Linked DNA regions of Homo sapiens: region 2 is linked to region 1. Evidence: chromatin loops called from intact Hi-C (ENCODE). Cell type or tissue: endothelial cell of umbilical vein. All regions are shown on one strand.

Evidence for each region. A loop is a pair of places that touch in the nucleus more often than their neighbours do. Peaks named below come from ENCODE experiments on the same cell type or tissue, not always from the same donor. Only the 100,000 strongest peaks of a DNase experiment are listed, where the experiment ranks them.
Region 2: a loop joins it to region 1, with 19 times the contacts of the local background. A loop is called at or near these places in 1 of 110 quality-filtered maps.

The regions. Positions count from the first base shown.
Region 1 is chr5:113,222,351-113,226,350 of GRCh38, forward strand. The region is part of intron 3 of MCC (MCC regulator of Wnt signaling pathway); the gene reads right to left. Among named protein-coding and RNA genes, the nearest start is that of TSSK1B, 210 kb to the right of the region's middle. In endothelial cell of umbilical vein, no CTCF peak of the experiment used is centred here; a DNase peak (open chromatin) is centred at 2,331; H3K27ac peaks cover 1,070 bases.
Region 2 is chr5:113,366,182-113,370,181 of GRCh38, forward strand. The region is part of intron 2 of MCC (MCC regulator of Wnt signaling pathway); the gene reads right to left. Among named protein-coding and RNA genes, the nearest start is that of TSSK1B, 67 kb to the right of the region's middle. In endothelial cell of umbilical vein, no CTCF peak of the experiment used is centred here; a DNase peak (open chromatin) is centred at 1,640.

The sequences.
Region 1 (4,000 bases):
AAAGATATTGTATTGCTCTGTACTTTTCTTTCATTGTAATACATTTTCTGATTTTGGCATTAAGGTAATCTTGGCCTCATAAAGTTCCTAAGTATTCCCTCTACTTCAATTTTTTTGGAAAGAATTTATGTAGAGTTGGTATTATTTCTTTCTTAAATGAATTCACCAGTGAATCTAGGTCCTATCTTTAGTAATATCCAAAGTCACAAAGCCAACTACAACTCATTTGTCAGATATTAAATGTATTAACAGGATAAAAATACATTTGTAATGGAATGTATAAGAAGAAGAGATTAATTCTCACTGGGGGAGAAACGAAGAGAATATTCAAATCACATTTTGAAATGGCACATATTTCTGTTGTTTGACTTATGGGGCAATGATACAGTGTCAAACACTCTGCTAGGAGCTGGGAATGCAAAAGTGACCAAGATACAACCCCTATCCTCAAGGGGACCACTGCACCCAGTGCACTGTCAGGGGAAGGAGATATGGTAAAAAGAACACACAACCCTGGGGTAGGATGTAGGAGTCTTCAAGGAAGGCTCTCCTGTGGGTATGATACCTGAGCCAATCAGAGATTACAAAGGCGAAGAAGGCAAGGACTATTCCACCCATCATTGCAACTCAGCACCTAGGGCTCAGATATTTTTCTGCAGGTGAGCTTTGCCAGACTACTGTGAGGAAGTCAAAATGTGTATCCCAGGCAGCCAGGACTTCATTGACAGGGACGGTGACACACGTATAAAAATGGGACGCAAACGAAGCTGTCAGGGCGGCTTCCAGTGTGATACAGGGAGTGCAAGAAGATGAGGCTGAGAGGCAGGCAGGAGATTTATCATGCAACGTCTCATGTGCCTAGGGCAGGGCAATGAGAGCAGAAGTTGCTGATGGCCCATAAGCATGTTCTGTTTGTGAAATACTTGAATTAATTACCAAAGTTTAAAACTCTGGGACTTCACAAACAAAGTTGGGTTTTTGCCTTCTCTTAAGAACATCTAGCCATACAAAATCCATGATCCCTAGAGTTGAAAAGTACCTGTTCCCCTTGGAGCTCTTCTAGTTCTCCAAGGTCTCAACATATTCTGGCCCTGGGGATGCGTTTGAATTTCTGAAACTGCTATTAGATAACATCACTCTGGTGATACTGCCAAGCCTGTAACAGGAAGACTGGTGGCAAAGACAGGGCAGGAGATCCAACAAGTCTATATTAAGGCAGTGGAAGTAGGGACTGGAAAGGAAGAGAGGCTACTTGAGAATTTTTTTTAAAGCAGGGATTAAATGGTAATTCGATAAAGGGAAAGGGAGAGGGAGAAGTCAAAGTTCCTAGCCTAGACCACAGAATGACCGATCTACAAAGAAGGGCAGAAACTGGTAAACTGGTCAGGGCAAGAGGAGCACAAGGGCAGAGAAAATGATGCCTCATTTGTTCATAGGTTTGTTTCTGTTACCTGGCTAGAGATTTGACATTTAACCAACAAATAAGTACTTCATTTTCAGTACATCTAGCCCAAAACTGGCACTCCCCACAAACCTTCTGTTCCACGTACTGGCATTTTCTCCCTGCTTGCAGGCCAAGGACTCCTAGACCTTCCCCATGTGAATCACAAACTCCTTGCTCTGCTGCTACACCAACCAGCAACACTTCCTGGGACTCACCATTTCAGATCTTTTACAAACAATAACTCAAGGAATGCTCATACCAATTCTTGGAGGAGTAGGTATTGTTATATAGTTTTTGTTTTGTTTTGTTTGAGACAGAGTCTCACTCACTCACTCTGTCACCCAGGCTGGAGTGCAGTGGTGTGATTTCGGCTCACTGCAACCTCCGCCTCCCAGGTTCAAGTGATTCTCCTGCCTCAGCCTTCCGAGTAGTTGGGATCAGGCACGCGCGACCACATCCGGCTAATTTTTGTGTTTTTAGTAGAGATGGGGTTTCACCATGTTGGCCAGACTGGTCTGGAACTCCTGGCCTCAAGTGATCAGCCCGTCTCGGCCTCCCAAAGTGCTAGGATTACAGGCGTGAGCCACTGCCTCTGGCCAAGTATTGTTATATAGTTTTTATAGTGAATGCATGCCAACTATTTTTCTTTATTCAAAGTCTGAATTGGAGGGGCCTGAAACAAAAACGCCTGTTTTCCTCACAGGAACTGCCCTCGTCCTTAAGCATTTTCTAATGGTGGCATAACCACTGAATCTTTTAACAGCACTGTGGGAAGATCAGAAGACTTTAAAGGCTCCCAGACTTGGTCAACTGTATGTTTTCCTCTGTGTAAATTCCAAAAGTATCACCACTAATCCAAACAACAGCTCTTCAAGCAGGAGTTAATAGAGGAAAAACCTCAACTGAAAGGTCAGGAAAAGGACTTTCCTGAAGTACAAATAATGGCCATGTGTGGTTGCTACTAAGTTCAAATCTTTTACAGATGCAACAAGATAAGTCTAAGTTCACACTCCTGTTCGCAAAAACAATCCAACCAGGGAATACGAAAATGACTCCTTAGGAAAAGATTTGCCACATCATCAATTACATAGGGCAGACAGGCTGAAAATTGAACAGAAGGTGGTATGTGGACCATGATCTGAGAGGTACCCAGACAGGATATAAGAAATGTAGGAGTGGTGACCCTGTTCCTAGTTGATCTTATACTCGGTTAAAAATAAAAAGAAGCTGAAGAATGAGGCCACATCCAGAAGAGCCAAGCGACTGACATGTCTGTGTAATACTTTATTTATCATCCAAAGCCTTATATACATTGCTTTACTTGGTGACAACCTCTGAGCTGAGCACTTCCAGATTCTTACATAGAGTCAAAGATGTCAACATCATAACACTAGTTCCGATCTGACTTCACGTATGACACTTATGTGTTTTCCTGTATATTCTGTTGAACTAATTTTATTGACGAATTTTCTTCTAAAATTACCCTCAACGTATTCTGACAGCCACCAACCTAAAGATCTCAGTTCCAATCCACCCAGGCAGTCATCACTTGAATTCTGCCACCATTTAGAATTGCTCTACCTCTAAGAGCTCAGTGTCAAGATTCTCTTCTTCAACAAAAACTTCTCAACCACCCTTCCACTTTCCCCACCTCACTCTTACTAAACTTTCTCTGGGCCTCCCGAGTTACCTTCTGGAATTTACTGAAAGCTGGTGACACTGATGACATTCTCCTAGTCATTCCCTCTGAATACTCACACCCTCATACAGCCTGAACTTAAAGAGTACTTCATGAATATATGCTCCATGGAGTCCTTCACCTCCTTGATCTTCTAACACAATTACAGTAAGAGGATAAGAATCACTACCCAGGAAACCTATACCAGGCACCTCCTCTGTTCCTGGTTCACTGACATGTGCTGTATAGTCACAAACACAGGCTCACAGGCATCCCAGGAAGCAGTGAGAACAATGGAATGTCAGAACCAGAAAGGATATTAGGTGATTACATCTGATGTCTTGACTTTAGCGATGAAAAAACCAAGGTTAAAGTGAGAGAGCTGGCAGGTGGTAGAGGTAACACAAGAAACGTCTTGGGCCAGGCGTGGTGGCTCATGACTATAATCCCAGCACTTTGGAAGGCCAAGGCAGGCGGATCACTTGAGGCCAGGGGTTCCAGACCAGACTGGCCAGCATGGCAAAACCCTGTCTCTATTAAAAATACAAAACAAATTAGCCAGGTGCGGTGGCAGGTGCCTGTAATTCCAGCTACACAGGGGGCTGAGGCTGGAGAATTGCTTGAACCCGCAAGGCGAAGGTTGCAGTGAGCCACAATTGTGCCACCATACTCCAGCCTGGGCTCTGTCTCTAAACAAACAAACAAACAAACATTTTCTTCCCCCAACCCCAGAAAGCTAACACAAGAAACCTTTCTGGAGAGGAAAAAAAGTTTTATTGGGATAAATTTATTCTATTCCATGGAATGGAACTGAGGGGCCAGGATGGGACCAAAAACAATGACTCACAAGGGATGAATGTAACTGGAAAGGCAGGAGC
Region 2 (4,000 bases), 140 kb after region 1:
CCTAGATGTTCATTTGGTTCCTTTTTTGAATCTGCTTTGTCTTTTTGGTTTTCTTTTTTTCTAGCTTAGATTTTCTTTCTGGACACAGTAAGTGTAATTATATTCTGAATTTGATAATTTCAATAAATGAAATCTTAGTAGGTTTTTTTTTATGTTAATTCTTGCTCATGTGTGTAGTCTCTTTATATACTAAGTAATTGTAGAAACTGAATTGCCCATATTCTCTGGAGAATTATTTGTGGATATTCTTTTAGAACTGCTTTAATCACCTCCAAGGCAATTTTCCTTTTAATATTTCGAGGGTAATATATGGGTAGAATACTTCTGTTCAACCTAAGCCAGAATATATAGCCCTCTAGGCTTCTAGATTTTTTAAAAAACGATTTGTCTTATTTGATTTCCTACCTGAGAAGACGCTGAAATTTGTCTTCTGTTCCCAGAGTCCATAAGGTCATGTAATTTTTATGAGGTTCAGACAATAAGTAAGAGTGGCTTGGTGTGCAAGGTTTCCTCATTTACTTAGATTTTAGACTCATACATCTTTACTCTTTTGCTGGATATTCAGCATGTTTAAAGGAGAAGGTTAAAAATATAGTTATTTCAGCTTTTTAAAATTATTTATTTATTTACTTATTTTTTGAGACAGGATCTTACTCTATCACCCAGGCTGGAGTGCAGTGGTGCGATCATACTCATTGCAGTCTTGACCTCCTGGGCTCAAGTGATCCTACCACCCCAGCTTCCCAAGTAGCTGGGACCACAGCTGTGCACCACCATGTCTGGCTAATTTTTAAAATTTTTTGTAGATACAGGGTCTCCCTATGTTGCCCAGACTGGTCTCGAAATCATGGGCTCAAGATCCTCACTCCTCAACCTCCCAAAGTGTTGGGATTACAGGTGTGAGCTGCTGTACCTAGCTTTATTTCAGCTTTTAAAGTTATTTTCAGCTGAACAATATATTCTGATATTTAATCATGTTAATTGATATGGAAATCAATATTCATTATGTAAATAATGAATATGCAAATTATTATAATGAAAATACATATTTACAGATAAGCCGAGTTTTTTTTCTTGAACAATTTTTTTATTTCCTTGGGACTAATTTTTTTGTATTTTCATTTGTTTAGTTTTCTAAGCATCATGAGTTCAGCCTCAAATTCTTAGCCAATTATCTAAGTCTTTTCTCAATAATTTAAGATGTACATATATTCCATCAAATTTAGTGTGAAGGCTTTCTCCTGGAGCTTTTTTTACCTACTCTTCTGGACTTGCTCCAATGTCCATTATGTTTCACTTCTCATCTGTTTTCATTCTCTTTCATGTTTCTGTTACTGACTAGAGGTTCTTGATTTCTCATTGCAATAGAAATTGACATGAGGCCAAAAGAATTTTCCCAGACAAGCCTTCATTAAAACTTATGCTTGGGCATAAGGAAGGCAGAGGGTGGGGGGGGGGAAGAGAGAGAGAAAGAGAGAGAGAGAGAGCGAGAGAGAGAATCCCCTGACTGACTCTGAAAAGAGCCAGTAGGGCTTTTTTATTAGACTAAGCAAAGGAAATGACATCAGGGTAGGGTATGCTGGCTGAGGGGTAGGGCATATAGGTCAGCATTATCTGGTCATTAGAGTTATCTTGAGTAATGGGCCACCTGGTGGTCTGGCCAGTGGCAACAAGACTATAAATCAATTGTCCAACATTCCTTACTGAGGGGGGACACTGCAACCTTGCTTATCTCCTAAGGCCAGTTCCTAGAATTATTTAAGTAAAAGGACTATAGCAGTGAGGTAGTAGTGTGGGTTTTATGATCAGTGGGAATACATGAAAGAATGCTCTAGTAGGGGTAAGCTGAAGCCAAGCCCCATCTCTACTCAGTCTCATTTCCAAATACAGAAAATATTTATATTCTATTCTAACATTTCATTAATAATTTGATTGGTAAGGGATTCTAGGTTGGAAATAATTTTTCTTCACAATTTTGCGTTGGTCACTTAACATCCAGCATTTGTGAGATGTCTGAAGCTATTCTGATACTGAATATTTTGAATTTGTCCTGTTTTGATTTCCTCTCTGAAAATTTGAAGAATCTTTTCTTTGTCCCTAGTGTTATAAAATTTCATAATTGGTCAGAGTTTATCTTTTATGCTAGGATACTTCCCAGGCACTTTTATCAATAAACACATACTTCTCTTTGAAGGAAAATTTCATAGACTATTTTGTTGATGATGTTTTTCCCTTTGTTTTCTTTGTTTACTCTTTCTAGAATGCCTATTATCTGAACGGTGAACATCCTGCATCAGCACTCTAACTTTCTTACCTTTTCTTTCCTATGTTCTATTTCCTTGTCTTTTCCCTCCTTTCTCTGGAAGATATTCTAATCTTTATTTCTTATTTTTTCCCACTGAATTTATCATTATGATATTCTCCGTATAGGAGAAAAAGTGTTTTTTTTTTTCCTATTCTTTCACTCAACAACAAGCAACATGGAAGATTTCTGTGACCAAATATGTGGGGATGTTTCCCCACCAACAAGCAAGGAATCAGTTCTGCAGTGGATGCTAACTGAGTGTCCTCTAATTCAATTCAATTCTTATACTATCTACCTAGAGAGAGCATCAGCTCCCACAGGCTGAGGGTTCAGTCCCTCAAGATGCCCACCCTGCCACCCTGCCTTAGATGCCAACCACAAGCTCCAGGTTGTTTTACCTGTACTTCTAATCAACTGGGTATAAAAGTGGGTTCCCACAATCTTTTCCTTGGATTTGATTAATTTGCTAGAGTGGCTCACAGAACTCAGGGAAACATGTTTACCAGTTTATTACAAAGGATATTGTAAGGGAAACAGATGAAGAGATGCATGGGTAAGGCATGTGGGAGGGGACGTAGAGCTTCCATGCCCTGTGTTCAGCTATCCAGAAACTCTCTGAATCCAGTCCTTTTTTTTTTAATGGACACTTCATTACATAGGCATGATTGATTATCACTGACCATTGGTGATCAACTTAACCTTGAGCCCCTCTTCCCTCCCCAGAGGTTGGGGGCTGGGGCTTAAAGTCCCAACTCCATAATCCTGCCTTGGTCTTTTCAGTGACCAGCCTCATCCTGAAGCTACCTAGGGGCTGCCAACCATCAGTCAACTCATTAGCACATAAAAATACCTCACATTTGGAGATTTTAAGGATATGAAGTGTTGTATGCCAGAAAATAAGGACAAAGACCAAATATATATTTTATAATATCACAAATATATTTTTCCAGAGTTTAAAAAATGCCTCTTTTACCCCATTCTTTTTCATGGATACAACATTTTCTTCTCTTTTTCAGAGTATATTAATGGTAGATTTTTTGAGTGTTCTCTCTGCAGAGTCTCTGTTCCCTTTAAGTTACTTTTTCTATTGATTTGGTCTCTATCTTTTATTTTAGAGGAATTCTTCAGATGTTTGTTGCTCTTTGGTTGTTTCCACCTTTGGGCTACATAACCTATTTAAGCTCTGAGATCTCAGCTCACCATTCTTAAAACTATGGTAGTCTGTTGGGCCCAATTTAGGAAACGCTGATCTATGTCATACTAAATGAACTTTATCAGACCAGGCATAGACAAAAGTGAAACAGACAAAATGTGCTTTTCATAAGCCCTACCTCCCTCTCCCTTCCTTAGGTTTCTTCCATAACTCTAATCCTCCCTCACCCTACTTCTTTCCTTCAAAATCTCTCTCTTGTCTGTTTCCCTCATTAAAACTGATTCAAGTAAAAAATCTATCATTTTATTCATACACAGTATGAATGACTGATAAGACTAAACATATTCTCTGGTATTTGGTTGTTAAAACAAGAACAAAAGTATTTCTTGGGGATAAACCAAAGGAATAAACTCTGAGGATATAACTTAGTCAACATCAATGCAAATCAGCAGAAAGGTGTAAGAAACAGACAACTCCCTAAATAAAAGCAAACCTCTTATTCTACACAGTTGGCAATGGAGGGAGAATCTCCACAATGGATG